Linked DNA regions of Homo sapiens: all the other regions are linked to region 1. The links are chromatin loops, found by intact Hi-C in ENCODE. Cell type or tissue: heart right ventricle. All regions are shown on one strand. Each heading gives the region's core, and the rest is flanking DNA. Links, peaks and the distances in the headings are about the cores only.

What was found. A loop is a pair of places that touch in the nucleus more often than their neighbours do. Peaks named below come from ENCODE experiments on the same cell type or tissue, not always from the same donor. Only the 100,000 strongest peaks of a DNase experiment are listed, where the experiment ranks them.
Region 2: it touches region 1 in a loop (2.2-fold over the local background); 3 of 110 quality-filtered maps call a loop at or near these places.
Region 3: a loop joins it to region 1, with 3 times the contacts of the local background. A loop is called at or near these places in 4 of 110 quality-filtered maps.

The regions. Positions count from the first base shown.
Region 1 is chr6:140,775,785-140,786,997 of GRCh38, reverse strand. It overlaps LOC105378027 (a long non-coding RNA gene), which reads right to left. Exons shown (of 8, transcript XR_001744387.3): 7 at 2,207-2,364; 8 at 1,563-1,778. Among named protein-coding and RNA genes, the nearest start is that of MIR4465, 98 kb to the right of the region's middle. In heart right ventricle, for the core only: no CTCF peak of the experiment used is centred there; a DNase peak (open chromatin) is centred at 6,554.
Region 2 is chr6:140,909,133-140,920,345 of GRCh38, reverse strand. No RefSeq gene overlaps it. Among named protein-coding and RNA genes, the nearest start is that of MIR4465, 230 kb to the right of the region's middle. In heart right ventricle, for the core only: a CTCF peak has its summit at 4,991 (motif pointing left); no DNase peak of the experiment used is centred there; H3K27ac peaks cover 405 bases.
Region 3 is chr6:141,398,101-141,409,313 of GRCh38, reverse strand. It overlaps LOC105378029 (a long non-coding RNA gene), which reads right to left and starts at 6,041. Exons shown (of 3, transcript XR_943077.3): 1 at 5,825-6,041; 2 at 5,040-5,744. In heart right ventricle, for the core only: no CTCF peak of the experiment used is centred there; a DNase peak (open chromatin) is centred at 5,909; H3K4me3 peaks cover 4,625 bases; H3K27ac peaks cover 6,064 bases.

The sequences.
Region 1 (11,213 bases), core at 1,711-9,710:
TGAGCATTGGGGATGTGGATGGGTATGTGAAAAATCGGAAAACAGAGTGAACAATGAGAAAAAATATTGCAATTCAGTGAATGTTATAATTCAATGAATATTGAATATGTATTAAGCAGCTATCATGCTGTAAAGACAGTAAAGAGCTACATATGACCGGGCGTGGTGGCTCACGCCTGTAATCCCAGAACTTTGGGAGGCAGAGGCAGGTGGATCACCTGAGGTCAGGAGTTCAAGACCAGCCTGGCCAACATGGGGAAACCCTGTCTCTACTAAAAATACAAAAAATTAGCTGGGCATGGTGATGGGCGCCTGTGATCCCAGCTACTCTGGAGGCTGAAGCAGGAGAATTGCTTGAACCCGGGAGATGGAGGTTGCAGTGAGCTGAGGTCATGCCATTGCCCTCCAGCCTGGGCAACAAGAGCGAAACTCCGTCTCAAAAAAAAAAGCTACCATATAAGATCATTTTTAGAAAAAATTAAATTTTATACCAAGTAAGTATCTAGGAACAACCAGGCATTATGTATTTTAGTGTGTGCCTTAGAGTTAAGATGTAAGTACTCAGATTGGTCACTGATGCAAAAGATGTTTCATGCTAGATGTGCACACAACATTGAACAGTACACATTTTGTGGCTCTCTTCTTTTGGACCTCTGATGACAAGCTTCATGGTAAGAACATTACCCTCCCCTGGCATCCTGTGTGCTGAGATCCAAAAGCAGTATGATATGGCATAATCCTAGCCTCCAGCTTGATTCTTCCTCTTCAGCATTCATGGTTAGAGAGAACTGTATTTCCTCTGATACAACCAAGGGCTGACTTCCAAGACTCATAACCGTAGCTTTTGGAGGTATTATACCTTTGGCCTTGGATCCTGGCCTGCCATATCTTTAGAGTTCATGAAGTCTTAAAAGTCCAGCTGTCTTTCTAGAAGATTACTTTACAAGAAGTCAGTCTTGAATAATTAACAATTACTACCTTGAAGCAGTGTGCAACCCCTGAAGCAGAAGACATGATACTTACAGTGAGGTGATAATTTTATTTTTAGTTTCAAAAGACCTGGGGAAAGTGGAACAAGTAGTAGAAAAGCAGGAAATAACATGGGAGGGATAGACATAGATATAGATATAGATATAATCTCCCATATATGTATATGTATGTGTGTGTATATATATATATGTATGTGTGTGTATATATATATGTGTGTGTGTGTGTGTGTGTGTGTGTGTGTGTGTGTGTGTGTATATATAATGTATGTGTATATCCCTGACTCTCTGGCAATCAGTTCAGAAATTAAGGAGTAAGCCTGAATCACCAGGACAAGTCATAGTTCTATGGAATAAACAGGTAGCCAAAATAAAGCACAAAATAAAAATTTTGGCAGATGTTCCAAGTTCTCCCTATTTGCAAAAATTAGCAAGAGAGAGAGAGAGAATTAATGACCAAAGGCCCAACTTCCACCTATGGAATAGAAGAAAGAAAGTAATTTAAATATTTTCCTGAGCCAACACAATATATTTTCATTTCTACTTTATATTGTTTTTGTTGTTCTTTTCACATCATTTATTTTATATTGTCATCATTTTGTTAGTTTCCTAGCTTAATATCACTACAGTCCCTTACCTTTTCTCTTACCTTTTTTGCTTTTCTTGAATATATATTCTTTTCCTTTGAATTAAAAAAGACCTTCTCTGTGTCTGTATTTAATTTGTATAATTTCTCCTGAGATAACTTCAGGTGCACAGGCAAAGAGCCAGATGTGCAATTTCTGCAGAGCTCTGCAAATTGTGTGAAAACAGGGAAGGTTAGATTTTTTTAGACTTGCTCTAAAATCATGAGAACACACCAACCAGGAAGTTTAGATTTTAAATAGTAATCCTTTGGGAAATTCCATTCCAGTAGTATTTTAAGAAATTGAAAACAAAACTTTATTTTTTAAAAGGAGATATATTGTGAAAGAGAGAGGTGATTGAGTTATGACTTGACAATTATAAATATTGGAGTTTGATTTATGATATACTATTCTTAATATTCATGTAGAAGGGAAACATTCCAAGATTGAATTAAACCTGTTTCCCATTGTGTTACAAGTCTCTTAATATACATGTTTCTGTCACAATCTGTGTGCATTCTTTGACCTTTACTTCCTGCCTTCCCCCTTGTCTTTTCCCATACAACAGTTTTGCATGGCTTATGGAGTGCTCACCTCATGAACAGGCACACTGAATCTGAACATACTGCTATTTCTGAGTCACTGGGAAAACCATTATTACTTCAAAATGATGCATCATTCATCATGTCACTGATGCCACTGTTAAAGCTTTATTCTTCGATTAAGTTGAATGTCAGAAAATACAAGTCTCCCTGGGAAAGATAACACAAAATGTTTAAATTAGTCTCTCGGAATGTAGTATAAATTCAATTTGGGTCTTTTCTTGAGAACAGAGGTTAATAGATAAAGAGGGGAAGGAAAGGATTATAAAATCACTGGGTGCCTAAGGAATAGGGAAGTATCACTAGAGAAGGAAATAAGAGCACAGAGAAGAGGCCAGAGAGGTCAAAGGTTAATTTCCCCTACTTTTCATTTGGGACAAGGCCACAGAATATAGAAGGAATCAGTCATAATTTTGTTGGGTGCTGATAATATTTTATTTTATTTTATTTTAGCTCCAGGATACATGTGCAGGATGTATAGGTTTGTTACATAGATAAACGTGTGCCAGGGTGGTTTACTGCACCTGTCAACCCATCACCTAGATAGTAAAACCATCAGGCATTAGCTATTATTCCTGATGCTCTCCCATGCTCCTTCTCCACCCCCTGACAAGCCCCAGTGTGTGTTGTTCCCCTTCCTGTGTCCATGTGGTCTCATTGTTCAGCTCCCACTTATAAGTGAGAACATGTCGTGTTTGATTTTCTGTTCTTGCATTAGTTTGCTAAGGATAATGGCTTCCAGTTCCGTACATGTCCCTGCAAAGGACATGGTCTCGTTCCTTTTTATGGTTGCATAGTATTTCATGGAGTATATGTATCACATTTTCTTTACCCAATCTGTCATTGATGGGCATTTGGGTTGATTCCATGTCTTTCCTATTGTGAATAGTGCTGCAATGAGCACACATGTGCATGTATCCTCATAATAGAATGATTTATGTTCCTTTGGGTATATATCCAGTAATGGAATTGCTGGATCGAATGGTATTTCTAGTTCTAGGTATTTGAAGAATCACCATACTGTCTCCCAAAAGGGTTGAACTAATTTACATTCCCACCAACAGTGTAAAAACATTCCTATTTCTCTGCAGCCTTGCCATCATCTGTTGTTTCTCAACTTTGTAACAAATGCCATTGTGACTGGTGTGAGATGGTATCTCATTGTGGTTTTGATTTGCATTTCTCTAATGATCAGTGATGTTGAGTTTTTTTCGATATGTTTGTTGGTTGCATAAATGTCTTCTTTTGAGAAGTATCTGTTCATGTCTTTTGGGAGGCTGATAATTATTAGTCATCATTTTTGGTAACTAATTCTACTCAATGGAGAACATTTCCATATTTTTAATGCCTCTGCCATAGTAATATTACAAAATGAAAATACAGAGCTGACAATCAGAAAGTTTGGTCATTTAAATAAAGACAGAATTTACCATTTTGGAGAGATGTGAATTTGAAGGAATCCCAAATGGGCAGTGGTTTCCTCCCTCCTTCCCTCTTGTTACACTCAATGTACATTGAGCTCGAAAGAGCTATCTTTGTTTATCAGGTCAGCATAGGATCTGTCCTTAATTTTCACATACCTAAAATAGCCAAAGTATACAATCAAAGAGCAGAATGGTGACTGCCAGGGGCAGAAGCAGGAAGGATTTGGAGCTGCTAATCAACAGGCAAAGTTACAGTAATGAGAGATGAGTAAGTTCTAGAGATATGCTGTATAACACTGCCCCTGTAGTTAACAGTGTTGCTTTGTACACTTAAAAGTTTAAGAGAGCATATCTCATGTTGTGTTCTTGCTATAATAAAATACTTTTTTCAAAAAATGAGATAATTCAATGTCCTTAAAATGCCTTTTAAAAGACTAATATTGGCTTGACTAAGTGTGTGTATAGTTACCATAATCCCAATATGTGAGTTAGCGCATAAAACTTCCATGAAAAATTCAACTCATTATACACCATACAATTTTGTCCCTAAAAAGAATCATCTTTGTTCATAGACATCCAAGTTATGTTTCTATACTCTCCCTTTGATTCTACATTAAATAAATATACTCTAAATACTACTTTTTAAAATAAAAGAGACTAATGTATTGGAGGGTTATCCTTGTACATCCTTGAAACTGAAGAAATTTGGACTGAGCAAGGTGGCTCATATGTGTAATCCTAGCACTTTGGGAAGCCGAGGTAGGAGGATTGCTTGAGGCCAGGAGTTCCAGACCAGTCTGGGCAACATAGTGAGAGACTATCTCTACAAAAATAAAAAATATATAAATAAAAATAACCAAGCATGGTGGCACTTATGCCAATTGTATTCCTAGCTACTCAGGAGATTGAGGTGGGAGGATCACTTGAGTCCAGGAGTTCAAGGCTGCAGTGAAGTATTATCATGCGACTGCACTTCAACCTGGGCAACAGAATGAGACTCTGTCTCTAAGAAAGGAAAGAAAAGAAAAGAAATTTGGACAAAATATCCAAAGCTATTCTAAAACTATTGATAAGCATAGACTAATTTCTAGATATGCAGATATTTTCTGGTCTAGAATATGAAACATCAAACTCAATCACCTAATGAGAAAGGATAACTTAAAGAAATAAGGCAGCCTGAACCCTGGATCTAGAGATTCAACTCAGCACTAATGCTACTGACAGTTTTCTATCTATTCTTGAATTTCTTCTCCACGTCACATGTCCCTAAGGTGCCTCAAGATCAGCTACTGTGTAGCATTAATCTTACATTTTAACCTTTCCATGTGAAGAAGTCTGCCATTTAGCTTACATGAGTGTAGATACATGGCAAGTTTTTTAATCACTGAATTTGCACATGGGGACCTATGTCATAGATTCTAAATAGGTTGATTATCTCCATTATAGGTCATATTTGATGACCTTGAGATGTCATATAATTATGGTCAGAATGACTTTGACTTATTTAAAAACTCTCAGTTCTTTTGGAAATATCCCCATTATTCTTAAACTGTAGAATTATAATTTGCTGATTTGACTTGCCTGGGACTTTTTTTCTTGGGAGCCAAAAATCTTTACAAAGGACACCTGTCTCAGGTTTGTCCTAAGCCAATTATAATCTTATCTTGGATTCAATAACTATTAACAAACAAATGTGAGATGACTAGGTAGGTCAAAGTATAATAAATTACTAGTCATGCATAGGTAGTTCATTTCTTTTTTGTTCATGTACTACTCTCTAATCAACAAGGCTTTCAATATTTATTGTAGAATCATATCAAATTGTTAAATAGCTTTTATCATCTCAGGCCTTAATGCTGTTTTTAAAAAGTATTTAAAATTTTATATAATATTAAAATATTTAATGAGTTGCTATAAAATAATGCCATTTGAATCCCCATTCAAAATAATAGTGCCTAGGTTAATATTCAAGTAGGTTTTAATAAACATATTTAATTAGTGGTTAAAATCAACACTCTATAAATACATAGATCCCAGAGTCCTATTTACTTGAAATATTGATAGAAAATAGTAATGACATATGAGCAAGTTAAAAGCATTTTGTTTTGAGTTTTTCCCACTCTTCCCTTCCCTTTCCAAAGACAGAGGAGCCTCACCTTGTGGCCTCCACCACCACAGGCCCATGGGGACAACTGCCAGACTACTGCCCATGTTCCCTTAAGGCCCAAGGGCTTTTCAGTTGGCTTGGAGTGAATGCTGCCTGGCTTGGGATTCACCCTTCAGGGCTGTGAGCTCTGCTCTGGCCCAAGGCAGGTCCAGAAATGCCGTCCAAGAGCCAAGTCCTAGAGGCAGGGACTCCAGGGGCCTACTTGGTACTCTACCTCTCTGTGGCTGAGCTAGTACCTAAGCAGAAAGGCAAAGTCCCCTTTACTTTTCCCTTTGCTTTTCATAAGCAGAAGAAGTCTTGCCCCATAGCTTTCATAGCTGGGAATATGCTGAGTCTCACTTGAAACCAGCAAGTCTCAGAGTCTCAAACAAGGCCCTCAATGTAGTACCTGGGTGTCACTGCTGGGCTCTTCAGTTAGCAGATGCTGAATCCTGCCAGAACTGCATCCTTCCCTTGAAGGCAGTGGGCTCCCTTCTGGCTCAGGGTGTGTCTAGAAATGTTCATTGGGAGCTAGGGACTGGAATGGGGGCCTCATGACTTTGACTTGTGTTATATCCTGCTGTGGCTGAGCTGGTATCCACGACGCAAGACAGAGTCCTTCCCACTCTTCCCTCTCCTCTCCTCAAGTTAAACAAAGGGGTCCCTTTTGGAGCCAGGAGCTGTGCAACCTGGGGTTAGGGGAGGGGTCAAGCCAGCACTCCCTTAGCTGGCTCAACTGATGTCTCAGTAGGTAGTTGGCCCTACTCACCCAGTCCCCTGGCTCTGAGCCCAGTTCAGCACTAGGACTCACCTAGGAATTGCAGTCTGTGTGGCTTAGGCTGCCTTTCAAGATTATTTAGAACCCCGGAGCACTTTAGCCTGCAGTGGCGAGGCTTGTGGAAACTGGAGTTCAGACTACTGGGATGGAAGACTCCCCTCTGGCTAGGGCTGGCTAAAATGCTACCTCTGTGGGTGAGTGTCAGCTGAGTTTGCTCTGGGTTTCCTTTCTGCTCTAACAGGACAGCACTGATTGCTGTGCTCTGTCTCTCCCTAGTGCACAGAAACGCGCCCCTTGCACCATACTGTGGCTGACAGGGGATGGGGAATGGGGGGATGATCATAATTCAAGACTTTTTTCTGCCTCTTCAGTGCTTCTTTCAGCGATATGAAGTTAAAACCAGCTCACCTGATTGAGTGCTCACCTGATTTTGGTTTTTATGAAGGTGCTTTGTGTGTGTGTGTGCGCGCGCATGTGTGTATGTGTGTGTAGATAGTTGTTACGTTGTTGTCCTTGCCCAGGGGGTTGTTGTGGGGAACGACTGGTGGAGCCTTCTATTCTGCCGTCTTGCTCCACTAATAAAGTAGAGCTTTTAACTTGTTTATTGACCATTGGATATCCCCACCAACAATGTTTCTGTTCAACTCCCTTGACATTTTTCCATTTGCTTGGATAATTTTGTCTTAGTTGAAATTTATTGTAAAAGCAGGATATGAATATATTTTCCCATTATGTACCTTGTTTTGCATTTTGAGATTCTTAATTTATGTATTATTAGTTAAAAGAGAAATCAATGTTTTAATTTTTTCTTTATTACTAATTCTTTCTTTGTCCTGTTTATGTGGCAATGCACTTATCCTGTTTGCATGACACATTCTTGGTTCATGCCTCAGCATATTTGTTAATAGCTCCTCCCTTTCTCTGTCAAAACTTGTTCCAGATAGAACGTTGAATTGCATAGTCATACTATGTTTAATACATTTTTACCTTGAGTATAATGATTTTTTCTTATATTATTGTCTAAAAGATGTGTCGTTTTCTCTTTTATATTTATGTAAAAATCCATTTAGAAAAGTTTTTGTTTATGTGATAAGAAAAAGTAAATTTACGTTATTTTCTTCCACGGTTAAACAATTGATACAATATTATTTATTGAAAATATTATCCTTTATCTTTATCCTTATGCCACTTCAATACATTGCCATATGTTTAGTAAATAAACTAATCAGAATATTCTCAAGTCTATTTCTGATCTATCCTGGTCCATTGGTCTTTTTATATATATCCTATATATCCTGAGTCAATGCCATGCTATTTTATTTAATATAGCTTTATGATGAGCTTTCATATCCAGGAAAGCAACATTTTCCACCATGATCTTCTCCTTCAAGAATGAGTTGATTCTTCTTGATTATTTATAGTTTCTTAATAACATTGTGAAATTCTTAAAAAAATGAAATTTTGAGTGGAATTGCATTTAGCTCATTTAAATTTGGGGATATTTGACAGCTTTAAAATTTTGAATCTTTCAATTTTATGTGAACATCCCTTATGTATTAACATTTTAGAATATTTAGTATCTTCAAGATCTGTGGTAACATCCTCTTTTTGTATTACTGACACTGATTTTTTGTACCTTCTCTCATTTCTTGATCACTTTCATCAGACAAAATCATTAAAGAACCACATTTTTACTCTATTGACTCTATTTTACAACCATTTTCTATTTACTAATTTATACGCTTAATTTTATCTTTCCCTTCTTGTATATTTTGGCATTTAATTTTGCGATGTTTTTCTAATTTAAGAAGTTAAGTCATTGAGTTAGCTTTTCTTGTTTTCTTAAATAAGCATTAAAGCCATAAATTTTCCTGTAAGTATAGCTTCTCTATATCTCATAACTTCTGATGTGTAATAATTTATCATGATTAATCTAAACTATTATTATTCCCATTTTGATTTCATTTTGATCTATGGCTTATGTAGAAGTACATTTCTTAATTTCCAAATTATGATTTTTTTAGTTATCTTTTTTGATTTATAGTTTGAGTTATTGTACTCATAAAACATATTGTAATAATTTTACTTTTTATAATTAATTGAGGCTTGCTTTGTGGTGAAGGATACAGTCAATTTTTTAAAAAGTTACACGTGCAATTGAAACTATTGAGCAACTTGCTTTGTGTATATTTACAATGTTTCACGTTTATCAAGTAAGTCAAATTTGCTAATTATATGAAATTTTCTATATTTTTGTTGATTTTTTTGTCTATCAGTCACAGGGAGAAGTTTATTAAAATCTCTCACTATCACCGTATATTTGCCCTTCAGTTTTGTAAATATTTGTTTTATTTCTATTGGAGAATATGTTATAGGCTTATAGACCTTGGGATGTTTACATGTTCTTGGTGAAATTAATATTTTATCATTATCATGTTTCTTTTTATATATATGTCAGCGTATTTGTGTTTGTGTGAGTGTATACTTGTGCACACACTCTAATAGCCATTGTCTTTTAATTTGCACAATAGCTGAGTTGAAATGAATGTAATTATGTACACGTTTGAGTTTAAATCTACCATCTTGCTATTTGCTCTTTATTTGTCCCCCTGCTCTGTTTTTTTTTTTTCCCCCTCGTTCCTTTATCTTTAGGACAATTATGTGTGCATGTGTGTGTATTTAATTTATTCTTTGGGACAGTCATGTGTGCATATGTGTTTGTATGTGTATGTATTTAACTATATTTCCTCCTCTATTATTTTCAGAATTTTTTACTCTTTCATTATAGTGTTAGTGCTTAGCCGAGAGATTACAACATACATTTTAAAATGACCTATGTATACTATTCATGTGTACTTCTGGCTTATTCCTGGGCAATGTAAGCAACTTAGAACAATTTAAATCAAGTCACTTTCTCACAAATCGTATGCCTTTGAACTCCTATATTTAATTTGGTATATACTTTAAAAGAAACAAGCCATAATCATTGCTTATACAGTCAATATTGATTTAGATTTGCTCTTTATTCCTCTGATTTTCCAACAGAGATAATTTTCTTTATGCTTGAATATTTTTTAGTATGCCCTTTAGTATGGCTCTTTAGGGATTAGTTCTTATAACTTTTATTTGTCTAACAAATCTTTAGATACTTTTGGTTTTGCTCATCAAGTTGCTTAGGAATAATTTATGTACAATAATTACATCTCTTTACAGTGTACAACTTTTTGAATTTTGACAGGTATAGGAACTCACAAAAATAGCACTAAAAAATAAGGTAATAGAACTTTTACATCACCCCAAAAAGATTCCTCATAGCTCCTTGTTTCTCTCTGTGTCCCTGGGCCTAAGCTACCACTGATTGGAATTCTTCATGCCATATTAGGCTAGTTTTCATGTTACACAAATTATAGCTTTGTGTTTTTTATTTATCTGGCTCCAGATCCTTCTTCTCCCTCTTATATAATGCATCTACTCAGCAATCACGTCCTTTTTAATATAAAATTTATTTTTCTTTAAGGGGAAAGTTATTTTGGAATTTTTATTAATGTATAATATCATCTTGGCCGGGCGCGGTGGCTCACGCCTGTAATCCCAGCACTTTGGGAGTCTGAGGCAGGTGGATCACGAGGTCAGGAGATCAAGACCATCCTGGCTAACACGGTGAAACCCCATCTCTACTGAAAATACAAAAAATTAGCCAGGCGTGGTGGCGGGCGCCTGTAGTCCCAGCTACTCAGGAGGCTGAGGCAGGAGAATGGCGTGAAACCTGGGAGGCGGAGTACAGTGGCACGATCTCGGCTCACTGCAAGCTCACTGCAATCTTGCAGTGAGCCGAGATTGCACCACTGCAATCCAGCCTGAGGGACAGAGCAAGACTCCGTCTCAAAATCAAATTTGTTTTTGTGTCCTGTTTGATCCACATTGAAGATATTTTCTTTTGTTTCTATGTCTATTTGTTTAATTTGTTGGTTTTATATTTGTTTCTTTAATATTCCTATTAAGTAATTGGTTACTTGCAAATAATAAATGACCAGATTATAAACATTTTATATTGTGTGTCACAGTTATTTACCAGAGATTCACAGTATTGGCAAGATTGATGTGGCATGTATGAAGTCTTTAAGGTTTTCAAAGTGTCTAAGAGGAAATCTATGTTTTAAAAATACAACAAATTTGTATTACATATGCTTTACAAGTAGTATCTAAAAAATGAGTCCTCTGGCCAGAAAACTATTCTTAATATCTAAACCAAAACACTATAGTTTTATAAATCTGTAATAGTATTTCATAAAATTCCAAAAAGATCCAGTATCTCTAAAAAGAAATCTTATTTAAGATTTTCTTTTTTTAATAAAAGGGCAAAAGATAGATGTCATATAAACTTATATGGCAAGACTTACAGATAAAACATTTCATCTCAGAACCCTAGTGAGTACTCTTTCATTCATTCAGCAAGTATTTAAAATCACCTTCTGTTTTTCAGAAACTATTCTGTTAGCAGACAAAAGACACTGCCTTCATGAAACTTATATTCTAATTAGAGGAGATAGATCATAAACATAATTATATGCAAATTACATAATATTTATGAAAGAAATAAGTGCTACAAAAATAAAGCAAGATAAAGAGAATGAAGGGAACTGGCAGAAGA
Region 2 (11,213 bases), core at 1,117-9,116, 130 kb before region 1:
TAATAACAAAGAAAACAGTGGATATAATATATGTAAATATATATGCCTGTATATATATATATATTCATGAACAACAAAAAAGGATTGAAAGTGAGCATTTTAGGCTATTAGCATTGGTTATCTCAATGAGATGAGAAAGAGAAGTAGAGAAAGATAACTATCATGGCTTTTATGCATTTTGCAATACAGATGGTCCCTGACTTACTATGGTTCGACATACAATTGTTTAACTTTATGATGATGTGAAAGCAATACATATTTACTAGAAACCATACTTTGAATGTTGCTCTCTTCTCTGGCTAGCTGCAGGATACAGTCCCAGGATGCCGGGCAGCAGCAGTGAGCTACAGCTCCCAGTCAGCTGCGCAATCACAAGGGTAAACAACTGAAACGACCATTCTGTTTATCACTTCCAGTGCAGTATTCAATAAATTACAAGAGATATTATAAAAGGGATTTTGTGTTAGATGACTTTGCCCACCTGTAGGCTAATGGAAGTGTTCTGGGCACATTTAAGGTAAGCTAGGCTCACCTATGATGTTTTAAAGGTTAAGTGCATTAAATGCATTTTTGACTTAATATTTTCAACATACAACCGGTTTATCTAGATATAACCTCATTGTAAATCAAGGAATATTTGTATGTCATTTCAATTGTTAAGAGAAGTATGTGTTATCATTGTAATGTAGAAAAGATGAAAGTTTTATTAATGATGCTCAATATAGAACAATGTTATGATATAATACATGTTAAAAATAGTTACAAAGAATTTGTATAGTAAGTCCCATTTTTATAAAAAATTAAGGCTATGTTTGTGTATGTATAGCTTTGCAAAACTTTTCCTATTGTTTCAGAATTGTGCCTGAAGCACACAGCTAAGTTCAAAAATTGCTAAGTACCATGTATTCTAAATCCACATAGCCAACAATGAACTGACAATTGGGACCTGACACCTTTATCACTCAATGGTGACAAACCCTGAGGAACAAATAGAAAAGGAAAAATGAAGAAGATTTTCAGTACCAGACTGACCTTTCTCTACACTAAGGGACTGGAGTCATTGATCTGCCTCTGTTGAAAGACAAATACCAAAGCTTTGGATCAATATTGAATTCAAATAATAATTTCTCAGTTATAACAGTCTAGTAACGAAAGGCACCTGAAAAGTATAAAATCAGTCCAAAATGCTAATGATGGAAGTGCTATTCAGCAAGAAAGAAGTATGTGAGTTGTATGTAAGTAGGGATGAGAGTTGGGTTTGTTTAAATTATCTACTTATTGCATTATTGGGGAAAAATATAAAATGTTATGGATCCCAATAATTTGAGATTCCAGCGACATATGTTCAGAAAAAAGACTGGAAGGATACATGCTACTGTGATAATAAGGGTTATATCTGGTTGGTAGAATCATGGAAGGTTCTTATAATTCTTATTTTTGTATGACTATGTTAAATTAGCTACTAGAATAAAAATTTTAATGTAAAAACATTTTTAAACATTTCTGCACACAACGTAAACATCACTTCTAAAAACATACAGTATCTGTTATCAATTTGCTACCTAATGTTATCTAATTCTGAGCTTAATCTTTCCACAGCATTTCTGGAAGTTTGAAAGCAATATAAACATTGACTTCACATGCTAATTATTGGCTTAGCAGAGAGAGGTGTTACTTTTTTATTTTCTAAAAATGTGGTACATAGCTTCTTCATTCTGTGTTCATCTAAGAGACTCACTGGGGACTACTTTGTGCTAAGTCATTAAAAAAGGTTTCTCCCTGCAGTACATAACTGCCATCTATTATCTCCACCTTCTTGGGCTCATCTTGTTAGGACAGAAAAGTATTCAATATTGGAAACACTTTCCTCATGACACCTTGTATTGTCTTCCAGGAAGGATATAATAAATAAGTCAATAGCTTTCTAGCACAAACCACACTATCCACTCTGGTAATCGGTAGTCCGTCACAATGAAGAATTTGTGTCTTTGCTTTAGAGGGCTTGCCAATCCTTTCCCAAGCTGTTTATTGACACAGGCATTTAATTTCTCCTAACGGTAGCATGAATTGAACTTATCTCTTTCACCTCAAAACTTTAAGTTTCTTCATAACCCAGATATACTTTATTGTCTATGAAGTAATATATACAAGCTATAATTACTCTATGTGTTTAAAGTCCAGCTTCTTCTATAACCCACATAAATGATACAACATATTTTTCCATTACAAAAAAGGTGAACTGATAAACATTAACAAAGTAGAGATTAGAACTATTGATTCCTTACTGTATTCTTTTATGACATTTAAAGGAAATGGGAGTGAAAAATAAAAACTCAGGGCCCCGATTCCTTATGCCAAAAGAAAATAATTAAGCTGGAAGCTGAGTCATGCAAGAAACTGCCTTTTCTTTTGTTCCTAGGCAGATAGGTACAAATAAAATGTTAAACATCTCCAAAGGTAGCTACTCTATGTTCACCTAATCTTATCTAAAATGCGTGAGATGAATACATAACTGACTATTCCCCTACCTACTCCTTTTCCCTTGAAATGTGTGGATTACCATATCCTCCCTCTGTAAACTCCCAACTGGTTTTTCTTGCCGGCTCCCTAGACAGAGCAGATTTATCAAGACAGGGGGATTGCAATAGAGAAAGAGTTTAATTCATGCAGAGCTGGCTGTACAGGAGACTAGAATTTTATTATTACTCAAATCAGTTGCCCCGAAAACTCAGGGATGCAGATTTTTAAGGATAATTTGGTGGGGAGGGGGTTGGAAAGTGGTGAGTGCTGATAGGTTGGGTCCAAGATGAACTTCCAGGATGTCAAAGATGTCTTGCACTGAGTCAGTTCCCGGGGTGGAGAAGGGGGTACAACACCAGCTGACCCAGTTTATCCATCTGGGTGGTGCCAGCTGATTCATCAAGTACAGTGTCTACAAAACATCTCAAGCTCTGATCTCAAGTTTTACAATAATGAGTTTATCCCCAGGAACAATTTGGGGACGTTCAGAATCTTGTAGCCTCCAGTTGCATGACTTCTAAACCATAATTTCTCATCTTGTGGCTAATTTGTTACTCCTGAAAAAGGCAGTCTAGTCCCCAGGCAGGAAGGGGGTTCATTTTGGGAAAGGGTTGTTATTGTCTTTGTTTCAAAGTTAAACTATAAACTGTTAGGTTGGTGCAAAGGTAATTGCAGTTTTTGCCAACACTTTCAATGGCAAAATAAGTTCCTCCCACAGTTAGTTTGGCCTACGCCCAGGAATGAACAAGGACAGCTTGGAAGTTAGAATCAACAGGAAGTCAGGTAGGTCAGGTCTCTTTTCCTGTCATAATTTTCTCTTAAAATTTTTGCAAAGATAGTTTCACCTCTTTCCCTCCAGTCCACTTTTCATCTTTAAATATTAAAACCCTGAAGTTCTTCTTTGGAGAAAAGCACAGACCACAGACTGTTTCTGTGATTCTGTGTTCTTTTCTTCCAGGCATATCCTAAACCTTGGCAAGATAAACTTCTAAATTGATAGAGACCTATCTTAGATACTTTCTGGTTTACAATAACTAAGTAATGAACATATGTAGAAAGGAAAATACTGTTTCGTGTACATCAACATGGTTTTGTTTATGTATATTTGTGCATAAAATATATACAATATGTGGGGGCCATGGGCTCTTGGCCCCTTAAAGGTTTTCTGAAAATCACTGACACGAGGCAGATTGATTAATAGGAAAAAAAGGCATACAAATTTATTTAACAAGCACACACAGGAGCCGTCAGAATGAAAACCCAACTTCCCAATGAATTACAGGAACTTATGTATCATCCTGAGGCCAAAGTAAAAAATGCAGACTCAGAGTATGGCCAGAAAAAGGTAAATCAGGTTTAGTGGCAAGACAGGTTGAGAGAGAAAGAGAGAAGCTTGGCTAGCAAAGGTGGCTTTGTTACTCGGATGAAACCTCCCTCAGAGAGACTAGATGGTAAATGTTTCTTTTCAGACTTTAAAAAGTGTGATACTCTCAATCTCTCCTGGGTCTGAGGAAAGGGATAGAAAGGGGAGGGGGTATGGATGGATTAATGGAGATTCTTTATAGATGCACGATTTTCCCACTTAAGACACCTTTGCAAAGCTACTTCTGTCAGGATGACCAAGAGGGAGCCATTTTAAAATATTTCAAAAAAATATATTTTGGTGTAAAATATTTTTATTTCCTTCAAAGATAATGAAAAATATGCTGAATATTCTATGTCAGATAATTTAAAATATCTATTGAAGAATGGTAAATATTATGGTATCACCTGCTCTTGTGTAGACTCTCATCTCTAAAGTAAACTACTGGATAGCCCAATTGGTTCTGTGATTTTTTTTACATCATTTCCTACTCTATCTTCATTAGAAAACAAATATGAAATATGTCTTTTTCATTTTAAAATTGAATGTCGGCCAAAAGCCCTTTTTATTGACTATTCAATAGGTTTCTGTTTGGGAGCAAAAATGTTCTGAGCCATTGTAGCTGTAATGAAAATGTTTGTTATGGTATTGCTTAGTAAAGCATATAACCAAATCATCAGCTAAATATAGCCTCATAAGCTCAGAAATTATCTTAAGTATAACACAAGTGTTTGTCTTTCTGTCGGGGAAGAAGTAGAGTAGCAGTAGGACCACACAAACTAATTATGTTTCCCTTAGTGTTGATTGTAAAGAAGGCAAAGCGTTACTCCTATTTAAATTATTGAAATCTTTGTTTATATTTTACTGTTTCTTCTTCAAATGCCATTAATAATTTGATTGTATTGCCTTTAGTTGTTAATTCTCTAAAATATATGATATGGTTTCACTAAATACAATGTGATAAATTCATCTAAATTTTGTTTTTCATAATGGTTCTGCCCTTTCCTCAGCTCAGAGGGCATGTTTTCTGCAAGATAGGGAATGATGTCATTTTATACAGAGAATAATCTACCACCTGCTGGAAGGAGGAGGCATATTGTGGCAGCTGCATCACTGATTTGAAAAGGCAGCAAAATATAAATGTATAGATGAGTATGTCAGTGTAAAGGGTGGGGACGTATAACATGCTTTCCTCAACAACAGCTGGAAAATTATACTAAGCCTAAAATAGCATCTTTTGGCTTCAAACCAAATGTTTCTATCACTAGTACTACACAGAACAAAAACACTACTCACAAATGAATTCCACATTCTGTTTACAGAAGTAGCATCTTCACTGCTAGGCATATTAGATATTGAGGGAGAAATGCTAAAAAGTGAGGACAAAGATATGGTTTATGACTCCATTTATTTTCAAAAAAGACCTGGAGTCTTTAGACAAACAAGAGAGAAATAATGACTCTTGAACCCTTACTGTTTTCCTCTAAAGACTGACCTGGCATAAAGAAGTATAGATTTTTTTTAAAAGAAATGTGAAAGCTCATATAGAGCTTTACGAAATGCCAGTAATAACTTCAGAAATAATCTGTCTCTAAATAACGAATTTGATCAATTATGAATGAAAAGAAAGCTCTGTGTGTTCATAGAGCATTTAATAAATAGATGAACTTGTATGGCAAATACAATGAAATTACATGAATCTGTAAGTAATTTTTTTCTTTTATAGTTTGTAAACAATGACTAATAGAAATTGTCACCTAGAATCAATTCCAAGGTGTTTTTCTTTTTTTATTTTTTCAGAATAGAGGAAATAACAGCACTAAAGAGCATGCTGTCCTCTTTTGCAATGCATCTGGTAGTAGGGAGGTATCCCTCGGCATTTCCTTTGGGATAGCAGATATTTTATGTCAGCCTCTATTATTTAACTAATAACATTCTAAATGTCACATTTAAAAAGTAACACATATTGAATTTTTATTTAATATGTAGTATTTCTTCCATTGTTTTTCATTGCCTTTGGATATAAAAACTTTCCGTAATGACTACTATAATTGAAGATATTTTCATATGGATAATTGATTTTTACACACTGACTAATTAGATTTATTTTCCTATTGGGGTACGTTGACCATTTAAGCAAAAATTAACAATCATTTAAAGCTGAGTCTACATAGCAGGTAATTACATGATTAATTTTCTATAAATGTTTAAACTTCATATTTTAGGTAGGAAAACATGAAACTTTAGTATACACATTTTTTCTGGTGTTCTCTGAATCAAATAAAAATTTCTCTTGATTTCATACCTACTTTATAGTGTGGCAAAAAGTATAATTAAAAGCAAATGTGGTCTTTGGCTATTAGACATTTTCATATTAATAGTGGAATATTCACTCGCTTAACACCTCTATATTTAATTTTAAGAATTAAGTCTGTAGACATTTCATTTAGAATAATCGTTATTGCCAAATAAGGTATTAGTCATGTTGAAAGTTTTAAAACTTGTCTAAAAATCAAATATCTACACATCTCCTACCATTAAGAAGTGGGTTTTTTGGTTTGTTTGTTTTCCTCCTTGAATCTGATGGACTTGTGACTGCTTTGACCCATAAATGATGATGGAAGTGACACTATGTGACTTCTGAAAGTAAGTTATAAAGAGTGATGCAGCATTCTCCTGGTTCTCTGGGACACCTATTTTTGGTGAAGCCCCCACCATGTAACAATTCTTACTGTTCTGGTACTACCACCCTGAAGAAGTCACATGTAGAAACATCTGCCAACACACCTAGCCAATAACCAGCATCAACTGCCAGCCCTGAGAATAGGCCCAATTGGATGCATAACCAAATCACCCTTTAGATAATTTGATAATAATCAACATCAGACTGAAACTCCATGAAAGAATTCAAGTGAGAACTATTTAGCTGAACTGTTTCAAAATCCCTGACCCAGAAAATTGTGAGCAAAATAAAATTGTTGTCTTAAATTGCTAATATTTGGGTTAAGTTGTTATGTGGCTGTAATAATTGGCACAGTTATTACTTCTTTACTCATTACCTCTGTAGGAAAAAAGGTCTTATTTCTTTAATAAATATTCAGTGAATACTACACTTTACTTTGCGTGGTGCCTTACGATGTAGATACTCTTACTGAAAATTCTTATTTCCTTTATCCTTTAATGATGCTGGAGCCACCAATTGAAAAGTGAAAAAAAGTACTTTTGCCTGACACCAGTGAAGATCTAAGAACAAGAGCCTCTCCGCACATATGCTGCAGGACTGCTGCACCTCTGGCTTGCACTAAATCAAGAGGGAGTTATTTCATTGATTGCCATGAAAGTTGAAAGCACAGCAAAATTGTAGGGCAAATTAATAATAGATTAAAAAGTTCGTTGAATTTAGTGTTCTCCTTTTTTTCTCTTTGCTATTGCTTATAAAGAAGAGTGAATATGCCTCAGTAAGCACTGATTCTTTCTTCTTCCTTGTGTAAATCTACCTTTTGTGACTGCAGGATAGACATTGCATCATTGATGTAGCCTTGGCCTTTGCTTTTCCTCACTTGTCACATGTGAGTCTACTGAGGGTTTTGCACTATGAGGAATACTCTGATTCCCAGATCAATTCAGAGAAGGACACATTTTCACTCTTTGAAATTTGATACCTGTTGACTCCTGTTCTCTAGCAAGTCTTCACAAGTGATTTTGCAGCTAATGAGACCCAGGATTCAGAGCCTCTCGAGAACAGAAGGGTCTAGACTACCGAGATTACCATGTGGCTGTGATCCACAGAACCCACTTTCTTATGTGGGAACCAGTGTGCAAGGTTTATCCTATGCCTAGATTCTCTAACATGATTTTTGATCATTTCTTGTATTTCCTTCACCCAGGACAGAGATTTTGCCCTAAACAAGCCCATTTACGAGGGACTGGTATTCTGCTTATAATTTGTCATCGTCCAAAAATGGAGTCTGACTCTCATCGCTCTCTTCCATGAGTTAAGCCCTCTTTTACCTATTTCTCATGTATTCAGTGTTATGTTTTGTAGTTTTTCGATAGGGTTTTTAGTAGTAGTTTGATTATTAATTTCTGAGTTCCCATATGTGGTTAGAAAGCATGAAATTGATTCTTTGGAACTTATTGAAGATTCTCTTGGAAGCTAGAATATGATGTATTTTAGGGGGTAAATATTATACATATGCTTAAAATAATGTGGATTCTATGATGTATAAAGTTGCATATATCAAGATTGTTAATTACTTTATTCACATCTCATTTTGTTTTCTGTAAATTTAATCTATCAATTTTTAATGACATATTAAAATTTATAGCTTCAATTGTTGATTTATCTATTTCTTCTTTTTTTACTTCTTGTTCTTGCCTATTTCAAGGCTGTATTAAGTTTTTCTTATAATGTCATTGTTATAAGAATCAATCTACTGTTACATTTGCAGTGTGCAAATATAATTTGTATTGATAGTTTTTACTTTAAATTGATTTTACCTCATGTTATTTTGCTATTCTAGTACTTGCCAGTTAATACATACATGGTATAACTTTTCCCATTATTTTATTTTCCATATTCCTGCCTCATTATTTTTAAGTATGCCATACAGAAAATGTATTACTGAGTTTTTTCAGGGAGGGGCTGCCAATTTGCACATATCTGTCTTTTGACTAGCAAGGCTAACCCATTTAACTGCAATCAGCTTGATATTAAGACATAGTTCTCCTAACTTAAAACTATTAGGTCTTTCATTTTTTTCTTGAATTTATCCTTTCCTAATTTCCAGTGGCAGATCAAATTTTTTTCCTGTTGATTTAAAAGGTATTCTGTACTTTAAAAAAAAATTGTGATCTCTACTTATCCTTAATATTCTTATTGTTTTCTAAAACTGAACAATAGCTTATTTTATGACCAGACCAGTGTGTACCTTCACAAAATTTCAAATAACAGTTTATTTTTCTTCATCCTCTTTCATTCTAATCTATATTGATGTAATCTAGGATTTCATTGCCAAATTGGGTGTCTGTGGATTGGGGATGATAATAATGCTGATCTCATAGGGTTGTGGTGAGGTTTAAATATACAACATATATGATAGTGTTCCACCCATCCTTTGCACATAATAAATAATAAATGTTAGTAAAATATCATTATGGATATGTTTATGTATTATTTATTGCATAATTATATGAGAAATCTCACTGTTTAATGCTCTATTTAATAGTCAAACATTCAGATCTTTTCATAAAATTTTCCATGTGTGGTATCATAACTAAAAATATTTTTATTTTACACTTAAATGCTATTCTTTCTGGATACAAAATTTATAATTTACTCCATGCAATATAAAATTGGTAAGTCTATGCTTTCTTGCAGTTATTGTTGCAATTGAGAATTCTGATTTTTAAATCACATTTCCCATTGAAGGTATTCTGTTTTGATCTCTCTAGAAATTTAGAAATTTCTCTTTGTCTTTGATGTTCTTACATTTCACTATGCTGTCTATATGTGTCAACCCTTGCACAATCTTTTCTATTTAGTATGTTATGGGTCTTTACAATTTGAAGATTAATAGGTTTCTTTAATGTTTGGAAATTCTCCATCATTATTTCTTTGAGTATTCTCTACCTTCCATTTCTCCTCTTCTCTTCTTCTTGAACTTTACGTATATATATATATATATATATATATATATATACATATATATAAATACTTAATATTATGTGTGTGTGTGTTTGTGTGTGTATGCAGTAATCATAGCAACTGTATTAACAGAGCAACAAAAGATTTTCAGGGAGTAATGTTTAATCTCTGACAATATTTAGAATTGTCAGTGTATGAGGTTAGTATAATGCAGACCAATTTTAGTCAGTTTTATTGCTGTTTTAAATTTTGTTCCTAAAACACACTCCCTTATTTCCCACAAGCAGAGTAAAACTGTTCTCTTGGTCCTGCCCCTCCACCCTTGGTTTGACACTGCTTAGGACAATATGTTTCTGAAAATCTGTGGTGTAATGTTTAGTTAATTTATCAAGCCTCTTCATTATATGTACAATAGAATTTCATAAATAATATTCACAATAACGTTTGAATTTAAAGTAAAATAGAACCTAGGATTGTTTAAGAATAGTGAATGTAACTTGCAAATAAGTGTTATAATTTCTTGAAATTTTAAAGATAACAGCATCCCTTGTTAAAAAGGAGCTTGTTGATATTGTAAATGCATTTTATTTTTAATAAGCAACAGCTCATTGAAATGAATGAGACCTTTGCACCATTTTACCCAAAGCAATTTTGTGTAATAAGACTAATTCCTTTGAGGTCATCTGTTATGGAATTTAACTTCAGCTCAGTAAATTGTTTCCCCATTTCTTTGAAATGAGAATTTAAAGAAAGTGAACAAATGAAGGGATAATAAGTAAAAAATGTGAGCCTATTGTTAATGATCAGTCATTTTTAAAAAGCAAGAAAAATGTAGTTATATGTTCACATTGAGTCATTTGCAAAAATATACCAAACTCTCTGACTCAATTATTTTAAAGCTATGGCTAATGTTTATTTTTCAACAATACCAATTATAAGAATTACAAGAGAAAACATATTTTTGTAGGAGGTCACAATCTGTGTTTGCAACGTCATCTCTCATTGATGCTGTTACTGCTCCCTGCCTCTAAACTTTCATTCTGTCTACTCCAGATTCCTTGGTACTTCTGAAAGGTGCCATCTGTATCATATCTCTTGGTGTTGATTCATCATTTTCCCTATGATATATTCTTCTCACTCACTATATAGGCCATTCAATTTCTAACCTTTTTTCAAGGCCTAGATGGAATTTTTGAAGCATGTCTCTTAGACATGTTTCAAAAGAGTTCATTATTCTCTCCTCTGTGATGGAAAGAACATTTTTCCTTGCTTTTACAGCACAGCATTGCATAATTAATATATGTAAATTGTATGGCCTAAAAATAAAGGTAAGCTTAACTTTTAATTTTTCTATTGCTCCAAGTTATGGAGTAATCTTCCAGGTATGTGTGGTTTTCCAATGGGTCCACAATAAGACCAAGAAATGAATGTGAAACATAAGAGGTCATCCATGAATAGCTCTGCTGTGCATGATGATGTAATGCTCTCTCCTCCCTGGCCAGGGCAACAGTGCTGATTTTGAGATTTTGATTAAATTAGACCAAATTTCTCTTCTATATGACAGATTTAGATTTCATTAGTTTAGGGTTTTGTTTTGTTTTGTTTTGTCAATGTTCTCAGAGGGTCTGTGTGTCTAAGTGAATGTGTGTGCATATTTGTGTCTGCTTGTATATGGATGGTTGT
Region 3 (11,213 bases), core at 1,506-9,505, 620 kb before region 1:
TTAAGATGTATTGACTAACATTGAAGGTAACAATGTTACTGAAACACCAGGGGTTTGGTCTAAGTCCTGCTGCTCACCACACAGAAAGCCAATCACTGAGACAAGTATTGCTGGAGACAACAGCTTTAATCTGGTGCTGCAGCCAAGGAGATGGGAGATTAGTCTGAAATCCATTTCCACAACTAACTGAAATTGGGGGTTTACATGGCAGAGAAGAAATGAATCCATGTGTTGGAGAACAGGAATTAGGGAGGAGTAAAGAAGAGAGTTTGGTCAACAGGATGCAGGTAGTTAGATTAGGTAGTCATGATGGATGACAGGTCTGCATCTTATTGTCCAGGTGTGGTGATCTAGTAAATTTTAGTTCTTTGATACTATCTGAGAGGACCGATAGTTGGTTTCCTGAGAAAGGAACTCAGATAAGACAAATTTAACTTTCTTATGTTTCAAGACTGGGGATTGATTTTTATGTTTATTCAAAGGAGACCATAAACATTAGTACCATGGGACAATTGAGCTGGTTTCAGTGCCCCCCTTTCTATTTATCAATTCCTGAATCATGGAGAATCTGGTCATCAATATTTCTGTCTGCCTCAAGCTGGGGAGGGGCAGTGTGGACAACTCTACACATCACGGGTGAATATGGGCAATAAGCAAATCAGAGGTTAATCTTATACTATAATTTTCTTCTAAAACATAATCTCTCTCTCTCTCCAGTTCCCCACTTCCACCAAAGATAGATCTATTTTGCAGTCTACTTGCAAAATAAGCTTCAGTCCCACTGTACTTGGCCTGATTACCCACAAAAAGTTCAGTAATAGGCTCTCCATTGTCCAAATAGGCTCTCCTAAATTGGCTTTGCTGGAACCAAGGATCAGACTTGACCTCCACAGGCATCTTCAGCACAGGCAAGGATCCATCTGCACCTGCAGATACCTGTATGAATTGGGTGAACTCTTTTCTTCAGGCCTCAGCAACTTGAGATTCCTTGGCCCTGTCAGAAAGTGATGCTCTCCACTAACCACAGACAAGGAACCCTGCAAAGGAACTGTGTAGACGAAGTGCCAGGCCAGTCCTAAGGGGTTCTCATTGGCTGTATAAAGTTAGTATCAATTTCTCCAAACAGTCTGCTTATATCTGAAAACATGCCATTTCAGTCAAAGCCTAGGGAAAATAACCATTTCCTCCAACTTTGTCTTGTTATAAAAGAAAACAGATTTTTATTGAACTTATGCAAACAACTGCAGTTCCATGAATTCAGAATATTCACAAATAGTTTCTGAATTCTGGATAAATCAGGAAGAGAGAAATATGCCTAAAATTCTTCTAAAAAGAGTGTACTCTCCTCAGTTGTTAAAGGCTATAAATAACTCAAAAGAACATTTCCTCCAGGCTCTGAAAAACAAAACAGACTCAGCAATGTTTCAAAAAAGCTATAAAAATTATTTCTTTCCTCCATTAGTTCAGTCCACACAATCAACTCCTGCTCTGTTCATATTGGGTTATCAATCTTTATAAACACATTGGCCTTTTAAATCAAGTCCTGGAAGTTTTCTCTTTAGTCCAATGGCACAATCTCCAAAGTTATCAGAAACCCACATTCAGAAGTCCTTTTCATGAACTCCCCCAAAGAAGCAAGTCTTGGACTATAGCTGCTTATAAGTTGCTTTTTGAGAAGAATCAAAGCCAAAGAATTGTGGATGACAAAAGTCTTAGGACAAACACAATTGACAAGGAAATTTGGTTATTTCTGTGGCATACAAAAATTTAACATAATAATCATAATAATTACAACATGTATTAATACATATGAGAATTTCAGGAATCACATACAATACTGAGACAAACATTAAAAATACATTTATTTAAGTATAATCCAAAGAAAAGTAAACACCACCTCACATTTTAAAGTAATTTGACCATAAAGTAAGATCTCCTTAACCTTTCATATTTTTGTAATTTTCTATTGCAGAGAAAATCAATGCTCTAAGAAAATGTTCTTATTCTGCCACATGGGTCTAGGTGCTGGCCTTAAATCAGTGCACTTGGTATATTATTCTGAACTAATTTTGTCCCTCAAAATTGGCCCTTACATTCTCATGCACCCACCTCTTCTACAATAGTTCCTGAGCCTAGAAGGATTGAATAGTTTTCATTTCTGGCTTTGTGTCTCATGAAAGCAGTTCATTTTTATTATCATCTTCTCCCACGTCTAAAGACAAGGCTTTGATTGGCATCACTGTTCAAGATTTATCAGGAGTTGATGCCTTTTTCAAACCTAGGAGTCAAAGCCTTGCAACTTAACAGCATAAGGATTAGTAAATAGGACATTTTTACTGCAGAAATTCCTATCATTCTCTCCAACAATGTCACAAATTAAAATACTGTCATTTGGTGTCCAGTTGCAGCACTTCAAGCTATTATATTAAAGTGGTTAGGTTACTTCTTGCATATATCTAATTGCTAGCATTCTAGTTACAGAACTATACCAAAAGCATAAAAATGGGATAAGTCCTTTGGCAAACTTATCAAAGTAAGATCATTAACTTCTCTCCATAAAAAAATGGCAAATGCAAATATCAGCTTTGGAAGTTCAGTATGAGGACGAATAATCTCCTTTCACTTCAGTAGTACACAACAAAACAAGGGCAAAGTAAGAACAAACACACAATAATTCCTGTTCAGCTATTTTAAAAGTGTATTGTCACACATTTCCAAGATTGGTTTTCACATATAGTACTGATGGCTGATTAGGTAACTTTTACCACTAGAATCTTTAAACCAGCGCAACATGTGTTTTCAAGTACACATATGAAAACCCAACAGTGATAGAAGACTTGGGTCCAAACATCAATAGAATATTCTCATATTTGATAAAAGCTTAGGTTCAAAAATCACTAGAACATGTTTTTTTAAACTGCTACTTAATCCAAGTGAATGTCACTTAATTTTAACAATGGTAGGCACAACTAAAGTAGTTTGAAAGCAATCCCAATCAATATAATTTCGATAATGACAAGGACAATCTTTCCTGAATATTAAAACTTAGTACCCACATCAAAGTTTTCCTTCATGATTTGAAGGAAAAGATCTTAAGCCAACCCAAATTATTGATAGAATTGAGTTACCATGGAAATAAACACCACTTAAACATTTCTACTGTTACCTAGTTTTCTAAATAAAAAATATATAATGAACTATTTCTGTTCAGAACTTATAAATCCTTTATTTTTATGCCAGGAAACTTAACAGCTCTCTATATAAGAGATAAGCAAAGTCAATCCGATTTTAAATGGCTTGAGCAAGGTAGCTTAGGTATTTTAGGTAAATAGAGCAAATGATGAATTGTTGGAAATGCATAGGAAATGAAATGACTAATCATAGAACCAAATATAAGCCTTCCATTAGAAACTAAAAAACATAGATGGTTTTATATGTGTATATATAAGTAAAATCCAAAGGAGGACAAACATCAAATAAATTAAGATTAGAAGCAAAAACAAATAAACAGTAAATCAACTCCCAATTTTTCACCTACTCAGTTTACCTTGGAGGCTAGTGTTACCTAGGGCCTAAAAAAAAAAAACACAGGATGGATTTTTTTTTTATTGATATGCAAGTTAATGTCTGTAAGTCCACTAACACCACTATACACTTCATGCAATTAAGAAACATATTTCAGACATGTGAATGGTAAGTACTTTAGTACATGCAGAATAGCAGATACGGTGTGAAACAAAGCAATGCAAACATCTATGTGAAATTTGGCTCCATGCTAAATCTGGCTCTATGCTTAACTATATTAAAAAATGATTGCCAAATTTCAAATGTAATTTGTATAATATTTTTTATTTTAACTTCATGAATGCTAATAGCTTTAACTATGAGCAATATTAATTAGCCAAATTTCTCTAATTTTTTATTGGATTTTCAAGAGTATTTTATTACATAAATTTTTTCAATTTTCTATTTTCTCTGTATGTGCATGAAGATAGACACAGAGAAACAGGGAAAAAAAACTAAATTGGACATGCTTGGACTTTCTGTTTTGTCCTAATTTTTAAAATAACCAATTATTTTATTTTAGGACAAAAATTTACCATAGTCCATAATTTGAATCAACCTTTAGATAACTGCTGAATTAGACAAAATTATTATTTTTGTTAATAAGAACACATATTTTTGGCATATTTTTTATACAGAATTATACACTAACTAGAAATCTTATTGTTAGTAGCTTTAAATTTTAGTGAAAACCTAGTAAGCAAGAAGTCTTGAGTTATCAGATGTTAGTATTTTATAGATGAGAACATTCCACAATTTTTAGAAGCATATTTCCCAATATCATGACCTTTTATTAATTAGAAATGACCCAGACACCTAATGAACATCAAAAATAATTTTAAATTTAAAATTATACAAAAAGTAAACCTATAAGTTGTTTCATTTACATGTACTCAATTCTTTCATTTTTTAAACAGGTTATCTAGATTATTTATGAGAACTAAGATATTAGACCAAACTAGTCATTTCCTTGTTAACTATTTTGTAACCTGTGAATTGTAAGTGTCCATCTTAGTAAGAATTTTAAAGTTAAATACATGGGTATTTTCACTAATAACTCAGAAGATGAAGCTGTATTCATTAAACCAACAACATTAAATTAGTCTATTTATAAAAAAAATCACAGAAACAAAGATTATTTTTGTATTGGCTGGGTTTATAGATTTATAATCATCTGTGCCAAACTCTGACACCTCAAAATATCTAGCAGACACAAATATAAAACCAAGTTAAAAATATATACTGACAATTCCAATGACATTTAAATTTTTATTTTACCAGTACTTTTAAAGTCAACTTGTTTATTAAAGATTTACTTAAGTCGCATGAACTTGAAAATTGCTTGGACTTAATTTAGGAGTGCTCTTTTATTTATAAGCCAATTTGGTAGACACAACATATGAAATAATATACATACATGTAAACACATCTAAACATATATACATACATGCAAACAAAGATCCAATAACTTTTACCTTGGAACTCTAGCCATGAGATACCAATACAAACTCACAGGCTTATGAACACGTTCACATGGCTAAACTTCTTTTGACCTGATAGGCAATCCAATGAAGGTTGTGAACCAAAGTTTTGGGTATAGCAGTTTCTGTGGCATTTTGATTTTTAAAGGCTAAATCTCTCCACACTCCAAGGATGACTGGAGCCAGAAAAAACCACAGAAGAACATCATGTACTAATCAAGCCTGACCTTGCTTTGAACAACAGCATAAAAGCCTGAATACACAAAACTCCACCCTGCTTTGCCATTCAGCAGCAAAACGAGGCACATGGAGAGGCCAAACTTATCCAGATTCAAAGATATGAGGCCAAACAGTATTACATAAGATTATCAGCTTATCAAATTCTTACTTCCCATGGCTATATTGACATACACAAACAATCACCAAAATACAATCCAAGTGCTGCAGCAACCAACAAACCCCAAGAGTGTCCAAACTGAAACAGCGGAGCTTCCTCTTTCCATGGGGTGAGCTTGATGAATTTGCACACCAAAATTCTTCAGACTGTCCCTAGTTGAGAGGAGCAATCCTGTTGTCTGGTACCCACAAAAGACACTCACTTGCTCAGAAACACATGCAATTACTAAAAAGCCCCCAAGAGTGTCCAAACTGAAAACAGTTAGCGTGCTTCCCTCTCTTGGTCAGGTGGGCTTGTTCAACCTGCAAACAGAAATGTATTTAAAAGTTTCCCAAGTAGAGAGGAGCAGATCCTGCTGTCTGGGCCCAGAGAGGACACTCACCAACTACCCAGAAGCAGATGTTGAATTTCAAAGGCTGTTCTTCCCGGGCAATCAGGAATGTGGTTGGGGCCAGCAATGCCAGGGCCAAAAAGAGAGGCAGAAACCTACATCCAGTCCTAAAAGGACAGGCAGCTACTTAGAAAGGCTTTTAAGCTCCTCCAGCCTGCAGCAGACAGCAAAGCCACAAGCAATGCATTCCAGATCAGCGTACCAAAATGCCAGGGGTTTGGTCTAGGTCTTGCCAATCACTGAGACAATGAGTATTGCCAGGGAAGAAGGCTTTAACCTGGTGCTGCAGCTGAGGAGACGGGAGATTAGTCTCAAATCCATCTCCTCAACTGACTGAAATTTGGGGGTTACATGACAGGGAAGAAAGGTAACCATTTGTGGGAAATAGGAAGGAGTAAGGAAGAGAGGTTGTCAACAGGAAGCTGGTGGTCAATTATGCAGTCATGATGGGTGAAGGTGTGGCATCTTATTGTCCAGATGTGGTGATCTGGTAAAGTTCAGTTCCTTGATACTATCTGAGAGTCCTGATCGCTGGTTTCCTGAGAAAGGAACTCAGACAAATGTAACTCTCAAATGTCAAGACTCGGAGGGTCAATTTCTATGTTTATTCAAAAGAAACCATAAACATCAGTTCTATGGGGCAATTAGACCAGTTTCAGAAATATTCCTATTTTATAATTGTGAATATTAAACGTAGTACTAAATATAAACTAGGTGGCACATAATGGAGTCCAAATAAATACTCATTTCCTTTACCAGGGTTATGCAGTCAGGAGTCAGTGTAAGGTGACAAGGGGAGGACAGGGTACAGATCTGCTGTTTAGGCAGTTGCTAAATATAAACAGATCCACTTAATTTAGCCAAGAGTTAAAATTGACAGTAATAGAGTCAGATGGGATGTACGGGAGATAAGTATACCAAGTATTTGGCTTAAGATTTTTCCTCCCTTTCTGGTTTCTGACTTTTCAAATAACACTGAAATTTTTTTTGTATAAATTTAGACTAGGGAAAATACAAACTATAAAATACTCGGTAGGTTATTTGAAGTGCTGGCAATCAGTGCCAAAGTTTTTGAAGTAAATTATGGCTTTCAAAATAAGCTTGGGTTTAAAAATAAAGACATTTTGCACCAAAACTTCCAAGCAAGTATTGAAGATCCACAAAGGCTTTCATTGCAGAATTGCTTCTGGCCACATTTGCCAACAGCACTTTCTCTTCCTTCTATCCATGCCAATCTCTTTCTTTTGATTCTTAGATAGTTTTGTACATTAGAGAAACATTCTTATTGGCCTCATAAAAAATGAAGTCCCAGTAAAAAGGGAATTCATAGAACAGAGAAATAAATGAGCTTACAAAAGTCCACTGCAGTAATTTGAGTTGGCTCAGACATCAGTCATTTTGGCCCTTAAACATGAGAAGGGGAAACAAGCAAGGGATTGGATAAGCTCCAGTTTCCATGGCAAGGCAAAAGTGGGTGAAAGCGATCTGGTTATAGAGATGCGAAGGCGTGGGGGACTACTTAAGCACAGTGCTATATACACTGTATACAATGCATGAATGAGCATTTTTTTTACAATACAATGTATTAAATGGCATTGTTTTACAATCTATTACAAACTTAAGCATTTGTAAAATTGAATAGAAATTAATTACAAAAACCGATTAAGCATATTAATGTAATGACAATTTCAAAATGCTCTAAATGTTTCCAAATGCTCACACTCAATTATTGTACTTAATCCAAGGTAGAAAAGAAATAGTTCAGTGACTGGCATTAGTCCATGGATCACAATTTGAGTAGTACCGATCTGTAGGGCATACTAGTTTTAATCAAGGGTGAGCTAATAAAGCAACTATTTGAATTTTTTTAAAGGAAACAAAAGAGGACAAACCTAAAACCTCATTTGTAGTGTTTGCCAATTCTTATAATGATAAACTTCTTCCATGGCTGACTTCAAGCTCTCAATACAATGTTACTGAATGCAAGATGGAAAGAAAAGTGCAGAATCCACTCTTGAGCCTCCTGAGGACATCACTGGTTTAATACTAATTCAAGTAACGGGCAGAAGAACTTTTAGAGCCCATCCATCATGTCAGTGAAAAATGTGGCTGGCAGTGAAGTTTTGGAGAGTAAGATTGCAAGTACACGAACTTTTGCTGGGAAATGTGTTTGTTCTTAAGAGCTTTCATCACAAGGCAAGTTACTTTGTGCTGTCCCGGGAAAGAGATGAAGCAATAAGACCACCAGGTTGATTTGGAGGGTGGTAAAATCAGAAAGTTCAGAGAAATATTTTAATATTAGACGGGGTTTAGGATTACTCACTAGATAAATTGGTCAGAACCACACAGTGGTGTTTTTTTTTTTTGTTTTGTTTTGTTTTTTGTTTTGTTTTTTTTTTTTTTTTTTACCAGCTATACTCTATTCTCTTAACATACAGAATCTTATTTACTCTTGCCTTAAAACATCAGATAGATTTTGTTGTCCTCATTTTGCAGAAGGGCAATCCAAAACTAAGAGTGTTTGACAAACTTGCTCATGATTTCAAATCCAGAAAATGATAAAGCTAAGATTTGAAGTTTTCCTTCGGAACTCCGAAGTCCATCATCTTGACCTGAACATCATACTCAATTCTTAGAATGTACCCCATAAAGGAAGAGAAGTTGAAAGGAGACATTTTTTATGTGTTTTTACTTATCCAGGTTCAGTGAAGTTTCTTCAAGGGCCAAATAGGAACTCAGCAGAAATGGCTGATTGCAATTCAGCAAAACCTAGGATAAGTCACTTGCTGAGTGAAATGGTTATTAACTAACCTCTGTATGTCTTATTATTGCATCAGTAAAATAAAGATAAGTATAAAGGGTTGCTTTATATTTATTAAAACATTAATAACTCATATTAAAGGGTTGTTTTAAGGCTCAGATAAGATAATCATTGTGCACACCATGTAAGTGGTAATAAATTAATAAATAGTATTTTAATTATTTGATTATTATGATTATCAGCTGAGAAGTTAGGCTCTCTTGAGCCTGCAGGTGAGGTGTAGTGGATTAAAGTACAAAACGCAGAGAAACCAGAGGTAGGGAAATGAGCACTGATATAGCTTTGCCTTTGATGTCATAAAACATTGAGTGCTTGTTATATTCTTCCAGCGTTCTTTGTTCACATGCATCTAATCCATCTAATTGTGTTCAGAGGAGTACTTACAATAGTGGTAGAGAGAAAATATGTGTAATTTTTTCAATAACTCAGTCTTGTTTTTTCTTACATATCATTGCTCATGAGCATGATTTTTTAATACCTGAATATTAGAACAAATGGAATTATACAAGCTCCAAGTTTGAATTATATCAATACATGCAAGTGTTATGGTTAACTTATTCATGTATAAAACTAGTGAACCAATTCAAAATAGTTAAAAGGATATATGAAATGCCAAGGTCCTAGAGTTACAAAAATATAACTAGTTTTGTATTAATTTAACCTGCTGAATTGTGGTAATGTTAAGGAGAACAGAAAGCTAACACACTGTAGAAATTCTCTAATCTGTCTACAAGCCTCTTTGCTAATATACTTACTAAAATCAGCACTAAGCCGTATATTAAAGCAAAATAACATTAGTTAATTTCAAACTTCCTCTTATCTCATTTTTTTTTCAACTCCTGTCTTTCAGGTGCCAGGTGCTGACAAAAGTATGCCACTGAGGGAAATTTTCTATTGGAAATTGATTCTCTAAGAGCTTTTAGTTTCTTGTAATTAGCAAATATTGGGTTATGTGTTTCTTGGTATAATTAGATACATTATTATGTTTGACGCCCCTGTCAGTTCATAAGAGAGTCAAAATCTTCAAAGCTCTCCATAATCATCACTTGCTTTTTTGTACCTTATTTCAAATTATCATTATCATAGCACAACAAACAAAAGACTCATTTTAGATGTGTATATCAGAGTAAGAAAAATGTAATGGTTACTGCATGCACATATCTTTTCCTAGAAATATTCTTTTGGTTCAGAAAGAAAATCTCGTTAGGCTATTTTTAGTATAAAATTTAGGGCTCTGAAACCAATCCTAGGAGAATAGATATAGCTACCTACAGGAGCAGTTTTCTTATATAAAGGGACATAGTAAGCTCATGGTAACCCAATAGGGTGAAAGTGGAATAGAGTCCCTCCTCTTTTTCTCTTCCACCTTTGACTTCCTGCTGGTGTCTCCCATAGGTTAAAGCCAGCTTGCTGTCAAACAAAAAGGAGCCCTTGCAGGCAGTTCATACACGAGACGCTCAGTATATTGAGCAAGGGGACAAATTATGAAGAGGAATCAACAGGGACAAGCAGAAACATCTGCACAAATTAAGAGCTAAAAGCTCTGAATGAGAAATGAGTAAGAATGTGCTGATGGGGTCAAATCATCTGGAAAAGATTACAAACTGGAAAGTGGTTCTGAGCAACATACCTACAGGCTTTTGGGGACTACTGAGAAAGCAGGCTTATAAGAAATATATGACAGTAACGTGGCCAAAGGACTTATAATAATAGAGATGTATAATATTCATTTTGGCATTGTCATCATAGCTATTATGTAAGCTGGCTTCACTGCCACCACCATATCACTGTATATATCATAAGTAAAATTCTGCTACATAGACTTTTTAAAAAAACTTTCGTATATGGAGCAACTAAAAAAAAAAAAGAAAGGAAGGAAGGCTTTGGATGATGGTAAGTGAATGAAAAGAGACAGCAACAATCTGTAAATATGAGATCCTAGAGACACCACACACTGTGCCTCTTGAACCAACAAATTTCTTCAAGCATTCCCTAAGACATAAAAAGGGATGCTGCCGGGTTGTCTGTCCATGTGGAATTGGGATTGAGCTAAAATTTCATTTGTTATCAAAAGATGAAGCAAACCCAGTTGGCTTCCAGGGTGCTACATCAGTATTTTCAGATCTATTACAATATCCTGATGGTTAAGAGACTATCATTTTTAAGACTAAAGAGAAAAGATAAGAGTTTCTGAAGAATAGTGGAATCATATCGTTATTTCTAATAATTTGATGAACTCTAAGAATAAATAAAACATAATAAATATTTGGAGTGAAAAAGGGAAATTGATCATTGGCAGTTCCTCCCTCTTAATTTCCCCCAAATGCAGGGAGATGTAGTTCTATGTAAAGAAAATTTCACCAACAGAAGCAATTTGTCCAGGGCTTGTAATATTCTTGTGATAGCTTTACTTGTAAAAAATATATTCATAGAGAAGGTAAATTATTTGTGATTTTTTTCCAGGATCATACAAATATGCAATAAGTTTTGTTGTGCATTTGATGATCGTTGAAATAATCATAACGTTATTACAATTTTATTTGCTTTTATTAGGTTGCT